Linked DNA regions of Mus musculus: all the other regions are linked to region 3. The links are chromatin loops, found by intact Hi-C in ENCODE. Cell type or tissue: gastrocnemius. All regions are shown on one strand. Region 1 overlaps Jazf1 (JAZF zinc finger 1). Region 2 has its middle 23 kb from the start of Hibadh. Region 3 overlaps Jazf1 (JAZF zinc finger 1).

Region 1 (2,500 bases), 76 kb after region 3:
CTCTCCTGGGGGGTAGCCTCCCTATCCCTCTGAGAACCCACAGTAATATGGACTTCATTGTGGGATTCCTTGAAAACTGATTTGAGGGAAAGAAAATCTAGTTTCCAGAAGTGGATCTGACCAGTATCTGACTCAGTATCCTAGGATTCTGAACAGCAAGTCGGATGTTCCTATAGAAAGTGGAAGGATGCATTCTTCTGCCTTGAAACCCTACCTCTACTGCCTCCTGCCACTAAGCCTGAATCTCAAATCCCCTATGGTCCAGGTTCATAAGTACACTACAAAGGATGCCAGGCTAAAAGGATGCTTGAACTCCTTGTCCCAAGAGCATCCTCTTAACCACGTAGTTCCCTAGCCTTCAGCATCCTTGTCTGTAAAATGAGCCTCCTAATGCTTTTCTTATATGAAAGCCACTAACCAAATTGTGTGCACCATGGGGCCTTTATCTGCATTGACAGATTCTTTGTGGAATGTGTGTTACTTGCAAACTAATGAATGAGATGTCAGATGACAGAATACTGAGCTTGTGGTTTTGATATCGTGAAGTCTTTTGTTTTTTTTAACTAGTGGGGCCCTAATACAGCCTTAGCAAAAAGTCGGCTACCTTCTTAACATACACAGCCAGAAAGGCTAGTCTCTTATTAGGCTGAGGGGAAAGGGGAAGCCAGATCCTGAGCAGCTGTTTTGCCATCTTTCTTACAATGTTCCGGTAAAGGTACACCCAAGGATTAGAGGCCATGGGGCTGAGCTTGCAGATCTGCTCATGCCACACTGCGATGGAGCTCATACAGGGCTCTGGTCCCGTTGTGATAATGCTATGAGATGTCATCCTCCAGATCCCCAGTCATGTCAGCTGGCACAAAGGAGCACTGATACATGCCATACTGTCCCCAGACCAGCTTCCCTTGACCAAGTGGTGGCATCAATTCCTTTTTGAGACTTATCACTTAATGCTCAGCTTTCAATGTGTGCTGGATAGATTTATATCAATTTAACACAAGCTAAAGTCATCTGCAAGGAAGCAACTTCAAATAAGAAAATGCTTCCACCTCTCTCTGGCGACAGCTGTCAGCCAAGATGGGTACATACAAATACATCCAGGAGCTATGGAGGAAGAAGCAGTCCCATGTGATGCTCTTTCTTATGAGGGTCCGCTGCTGGCAATACCGCCAGCTCTTTGTGCTGCACAGGGCTCCTGTGAAGTCCGAGATACAAGGCTAAGCAAGGTTATGTCATTTACAGGATTCGTGTCCACCTTGTTGGTTGCAATTGCACAGTTCCTAAGGGTGCAACTTACAGCAATCCTGTCCATCAGGGTGTTAAACAGCTGAATTTGCCCAAAGCCTTGAGTCTGCTCTGAGAGAGCTGGATACCATTGTGGGGTGTTGAGAATCCTGAATTCCGACTGGGTTGGTGAAGATTCCACATGTAAGTGTTTTGAGCCTGTCCTCATTGATTTGTTCCAGAAAGCTCTCAGAAGAAATCCAGACACCCAGCGGGTCACCAAACCAGTTCACAAGCACAGGGAGATGTGTGGGCTGCCATCTGCTGGATGCAGAGGCATGGCCTTGGAAAGGGCCACAAGCTCTAAATCCCTAGGGGATTTGGTGGCTCTTTGCTGTGCAGCCTGGGGAAGGCGCAATACTCTGCAGCTCCACCATTACTGCTAATACACGGATATTGTAAAATTCATACCCAATAGACAGTTTAGGACCAAAAAAAAAGTCTCTAACATGTCTCTATGCCTATATTGCATATTCTTAATTTGTGATGAGTTGGGAGGGCCCAGCCCATTGTGGGTAGGGCCGTCCCTGGGCTGGTGGCCCTGAGTTCTATAAGAAAACAGGCTGAGCAAGCCATGAGGAGCAAGCTGGTCTGCAGCGCCCCTCCATGGCCTCTGCATCAGCTCCTGCCTCCAGGATCCCACCATTCCTGAGTGCCCGCCCTGACTCTCTTCAGTGATGAGCGGTATTGAGGAAGTGATGTATTGAGGAAGTGTAATTGAGGAAGTGGTGTATTGAGGAAGTGTAAGCCAAACAAACCTTCCCTCCCTTACTTGCTCTTGGTCATGGTGTTTCATTACAGCTACAGTAATGAAATATATAGGAATATAGGTTCCCGAGTATTGTAGAAAATTCTTCCTCAACACCAAGAGCCACCCAAGTGTCCGTTCAAAATGAAGATACTGTGCCTCCAGTGGCCGGGATAGTTGGGGTCTCCTCTGATGGGAATTTAGTTTACTATTCACAAATAATGCCTAATAGGCACATATGCCAAAATACCTATGTACAACCAAACCCTGCTAACCTGTAAAAGCGTGAGATGTTTATATGCTAATAATCCTCTTATTGTCTAAAGCATCTGTTGAGAGGAGGAGGAGGCTCACTGTGTAAGAGTGTTTGCTGCAGGAGCATAACTGAGTTCAGATTCACAGGCAAGCAGGATCTCCTGAGTTCTGTGAAAGACGATCTCAAGGGACTGAGGTGGTAGTGATAGGACA
Region 2 (2,500 bases), 260 kb after region 3:
GGTTTTCTTAGCGTTGATTGTCTTCTCACATGTCGCATGATGTGTCACAAGAGTGTGACTCCACTCTGTTCCCTGAAGCTCCAAGATGCTGTTCATTCTCCACGTATCACAAAACTAGATGGGTGGGTCAGGGAGGAGGGCAGATCTAATCGTTCTTAGTGCTTCATCTCTATGACCATTCTCTGATCCAGAAGTAGATATATGACCCAACTGGGGCAATTAAGGGTCCTTCCTGGGGATAATTAAATGGGATTGAGAACGTTGTAATGAAGTTGACAAAACACAAAAGTGTTCTTTTTGTCAGATTTCTTATGGCAAGTGGAAAACAATGGAGGTTCATGCCATCTCATGAGGAACAGAGCCTTGCAGGCCACTCAGACAAAACGAACAGTGAAAGGCAGAAGGACATGGGACCAGTGCTGTGTGGCTCAGCAAGTAGAGGCTCATAGCCACCAAGCCTGACAACTTGAGTTTGATCCCAGGCCCCACATAGTAGAAGGAGAGAACAGCCATACTATGACTTGCACACACAAATAAATAAGTAGATAAATAAACAAACTCAACAAGATAGAAAGATACAAATAATAAGGAAGGCTTGAGCTTCTCCAGCCTTGGGCCAATCAATATTCAGAGACACTAAGACAGAGAGAGGTTCCTTGTGGTATACAGATGACAAAACCTAAAACTCAGATATCAAAATTGTCTCAGCGTTTAGAAAGCTAAGGCAGATGGATCATGAGCTTAAGGTTAGCTTGGACTGTAGAGTGACATCCTCACATGAAGATCTTGACTGGGGGTGCATCTCAGTGGTTAGTGTTCATCTGGTATGCATACACCCTGATCTCAGTCCCCAGCACTGGGCAGTTAAAGAGGGGGGAGGGGGAGGGGCGGTAGAAAGAGAAGTTGTCAGAACAGATGTCACCAGAGGAGCCTGTTTATATAAATTCCAAGCATGCAGAATACTCATGAGCCTTTTGAACTCGGCATTTCCTGAACAGAAAAGAGCTACATGTAAGCCGGTTAAGGAACTAGGCTTGTGGAAGAGAAGTATGTGGGTTCACTGGGAAGCTTTGCAAGATTGAGGACAGTAAGTGGGGTGCTCAATGGTGGGAGTGGAAGGGTAGAAGGGTACTTAGGCAGCAGCGACACCCATGTTTCAATAGTGCCACCATGTGGCTGTGATACCGGAGTAGTTTGGCCCCAGCCACTTTAGTTAACAGAGGTGAGTCTCTGGGTTTCCTCTTCTGGAGGGATTACAAGGAAGGCTGATCAATCAATGACAGTCCTTGAGGTCCATGTCTGTCTTAGACCGGGTGATGGGGGATGACTAGAGGAGGATTGGAAAGGAAATTACTAAGGAGAAAGGCATGATTTTGGCCCCAGAAAAGTTCTCTTTGAATCACAGTATCATTTTGTCTCCCAGATTGGAGGAGCAGGGCTTATGAGCCATAGTATACTAGACTTGGCTTGTACCAAGTTTCGAAAGCTGGTTATAAAATTTTAGGAATTTTGCAAGCTGGTTGTTAAAACCCCGTAGAAAAATAAAATACACATGTCAGATTTAATGACAATAGATTTATGGGGGAAAGCGCACAGACTAGGATGCAGCTCCAGTTTTCAAATCGTAATTCATTGCAGCCAGATGTTGGCCACAGAAACACAAGTTTGGCAAAAACAGAAAAACCAAACACACAAACAAACAACAAACAACAGCAAAAACAAACCCCAAGTGCATATATATGTATGTGTGTGTATATGTTTACATTATAAGATTTCTAATAAACTTACATATAGAAAGGCAAATAGATACATAAGTGTATGTGCGTACACTTTTCATGAAGAGATCACTTCAACATTTACTATTCCATCACTATGTTTAGGTTCTGTTTACTATGAATTGCTAATAATGCAATGTAGCAAGCAAATAAAATAACAACAGAATATGAGTAATACAGCATTTCACCGGACTCACTTCCAAACTAGCAGGGCTCCATCCTGAGTCCTGAGTCATCCTGTGTTCTAGTCATTTCCCTCTTATGATGCTCAGATGCTTGAGCATTTGGTTCTAAGTTGGAGATGCTGTCTGGGAAGGTTTGAGAAATGTGGCCTTGCTAGTGGAGGTGTGTCCATGAAGAAACCTCAAACCATTTCCAGGTCCCTCTCTCTGCTTCGTGCTGCCAGTTGAAGATGCGAGGATTCAGCTTTCTGCTCCTTTTGGCATGTTTGTCACTTGCTACTATGCCTGTCCACCAAAGCCAAATTAAACTTCTTACTAAGTTGCCTTGGTCATAGTTTATCTTATCAGGGCAACAGAAAATCGACTAATAGATGTATGAGTGCTTCTAACTGAACTGTTTGGTATGATAGCACGCACTGTAAGCCTAGCATCTGGGAAGCTGAGACAAGAGGACTGTGCAGCCAGCCTGGGCAATATAAGCAAGACCTCATCTAAAAACAGCCCACGCGCTAATAACAATTTTAAAAGGTTCATGCTGTTACT
Region 3 (2,500 bases):
TCAGACATAGCTTTGTACTAACCAAGAATTAGGAAGTGTTTTATGAATGGTAAAATATGGAAAGAAACCTTTAGGTTATAATTATTTACAGTATGAATCCTGGTGCCATTTTTTAAAAAATACTAGAGAAGACTAGAAAGAAGTGTACAGCAAAGTGCACAGACTGAACTTTTGGACCGTTCATTGTAGGGTCCTTGTTTCTCATAGTTTTCTAGATTTCCTACTTTTTAAGTAGATATTTTTTAAGCAGCAAAATAAGTGTAACAGTTTAAAACCAAAAACAACAATAAACCAGTGTGTTGGTGGCAGCCGATTTGCGGTTTGAGACCACGGGCTGTGGGAGCTCAGGGGTTGCTGGATGAGCCCAGCGCTCCATGTGCTCTCCAGGCATTCCCGTGTCCACTGTACACATGCTCCTAAGGTCATCCGAGGCAGTGGCCTTCCCTGTCTCTGCACTGCCCCCGCTCTCTAACTAATAGCTACCATCACTACCATGTCTGTGTTCGTCGTATGTTCTGACTCTCCAACAACTTCATTCATTCCTCACAACCACAATAGAAGCCCTGGTTTCAAAGGAGGAAGGGTTTGAAGATTCTCAGATGGTTATGGCATATAAATCAAATCCTGTCTTGTCTGACTCCAGAGGTAGGTAGCTTTGCCCTCACAGGCCTCAAACTGTTGTACTAAAGACCAACTGCCATCCACTACATTGGAGCCTTTCTGGGTCCCCTCTCAAGTCAGCTGCCCTCTAGTTCTTTGCTTTGTGATGCTGGGGCCGTTCGTTCCTGTTGGCATGAGCCATCCAGAGTCCACCAGGATCCCACGAGTGCTTCGAGTACAGCCAGTGCTCAGCATCATATGGGATCCTGCAGGACGGTGATTGCTGGCCCGCTTCCATCACTGTGGAGCCCCAGGGTATGGTTGTATAAAGAAATTTAATTTTGAAATTCCAAAGACTCATGTTAGGTTTTTCTTTATTTCCTCCTTACTGCTCTTAGAATTCATGAGGGGGCAGGGTTGACTGGTACTCGGGGGCCCCAGGTGCAGTTTTAAAACAACCAACAAGCTTTAGTAACTCCTGCCCAAGTCTCAGGTGCCAGGTAAGTGTTCAGCGGAGAGCTGCAACTGCTTGAAAACTGTCACTAAGAGTCCTCTGTTGGAACGAGTGTCACCAGCAAGCTGTGACCAGATTCTCTTGATTCTTATCTCCTGGTGGGAAACAGTGAACTTGTGGTTAAGAAAACGTTTGTGTTTCCATGCCTTAAAGTTAAAAAGTAGTTATACATGCATGTCAATGTCATGAAGCCTGTGGCCACAAGGTGTCACTATGGCACCAGTCTGGATGTCAGAATTAAAAGTGTGCCTCTGGTTCTAACTCCTGAGAAGCCCAGTTATTGGCTCTCCTGCCAGGGCCTTGCACACTACAGCATTAGCTATGTGCCACGTGTCCCTGCACACTTGTCATGTAGCTCCACAGCAAGCTTTTCCTACACTCTCCAAATTAAACTACTTTCCTAGTTCTTACTTATACCACACATAACCCTGAGTCCTCCTATGTCAATTCTATATCAACATATGTATTCAAGTTTTCACAAAATTATATGAATTATAGCATAGTTTAATCTCTTCCCAAAAAAGGTTTTGATGGGATGGGAGAAAATGATATCTGCTAACAATTACTAGCCTTGCCCCATCCACAGTGTGCCCTCCTCCTCTTCCTTTTTTTCTAGCTTAACCCATAGGAAAAGAAACCTGAAACATACTCGCCAAGCAAAGGTGGGCATGGCACCTGAGGGAAAGACTATGTACTTGCAGAGGCTTCATGGGCAGCATCCAGAAGGTCATTTCCTCTCGAAGTGTTAGGCAGATTAGAACAGCTCTTTACTGTGGAAGGATGAACCCACCGTCAGCCTCCTTCCCACAGTCAACTAACAAAGTAGCAGCAGAGCCTGGATTTGGACTTGAGTCTGTTTTTCCAAAAAGCTGGTGGGGAAAGAAGCCATGTCATTGTTGTTCAGATGTCCATATCAGAAAACAAACCACGGGAGCCTTAAGACTCCATCCCAGAGCTGGGCTCACACCTATAATTGCAGCACTCAGGCAGACTGCTGCAAACTCAGGCCCAACCTGGTGTACATGATGAGTTCTAGATCAACCTTCACTATAAAGTAAGACCATGCTTCAGACAGACACACACAAATCCAATCAAGCATTTGCTCAAACGTTTGTTGAACAAGAGTTCTGGCTATAGCACAGGGACCACATTACGAATGTTACACCAACTTATTCATTCTCTTCCCATGAGAGACTAAAGTCCATGGTGCATTGCGGGTGCGGGGGTAGGACATTGACATACAAGTTAATGAGGGCGGTGGGAGGGTTGGCTGGGGGGACTGCCCACACAGGGGAAGGCTCTATGCAAGCTCTAGCTGCAGCTCTCCTAGAGCTAGCTGTTCCTTAGATCAACCTGAAATCTATTGAGTGGGTGTTGCTAAGGTAA

The links. Hi-C counts contacts between places; a loop is a spot of excess contacts. Peaks named below come from ENCODE experiments on the same cell type or tissue, not always from the same donor. Only the 100,000 strongest peaks of a DNase experiment are listed, where the experiment ranks them.
Region 1: it touches region 3 in a loop (6-fold over the local background); 26 of 42 quality-filtered maps call a loop at or near these places.
Region 2: a loop joins it to region 3, with 4 times the contacts of the local background. A loop is called at or near these places in 16 of 42 quality-filtered maps.

What each region holds. Positions count from the first base shown.
Region 1 is chr6:52,842,279-52,844,778 of GRCm38, reverse strand. All of the region lies in intron 2 of Jazf1 (JAZF zinc finger 1), which reads left to right. Among named protein-coding and RNA genes, the nearest start is that of Gm52903, 23 kb to the left of the region's middle. In gastrocnemius, a CTCF peak has its summit at 1,558 (motif pointing left); a DNase peak (open chromatin) is centred at 1,530.
Region 2 is chr6:52,661,848-52,664,347 of GRCm38, reverse strand. No RefSeq gene overlaps it. Among named protein-coding and RNA genes, the nearest start is that of Hibadh, 23 kb to the right of the region's middle. In gastrocnemius, a CTCF peak has its summit at 1,155 (motif pointing left); no DNase peak of the experiment used is centred here.
Region 3 is chr6:52,918,051-52,920,550 of GRCm38, reverse strand. All of the region lies in intron 1 of Jazf1 (JAZF zinc finger 1), which reads left to right. Among named protein-coding and RNA genes, the nearest start is that of Gm52903, 53 kb to the right of the region's middle. In gastrocnemius, no CTCF peak of the experiment used is centred here; DNase peaks (open chromatin) are centred at 884 and 1,340.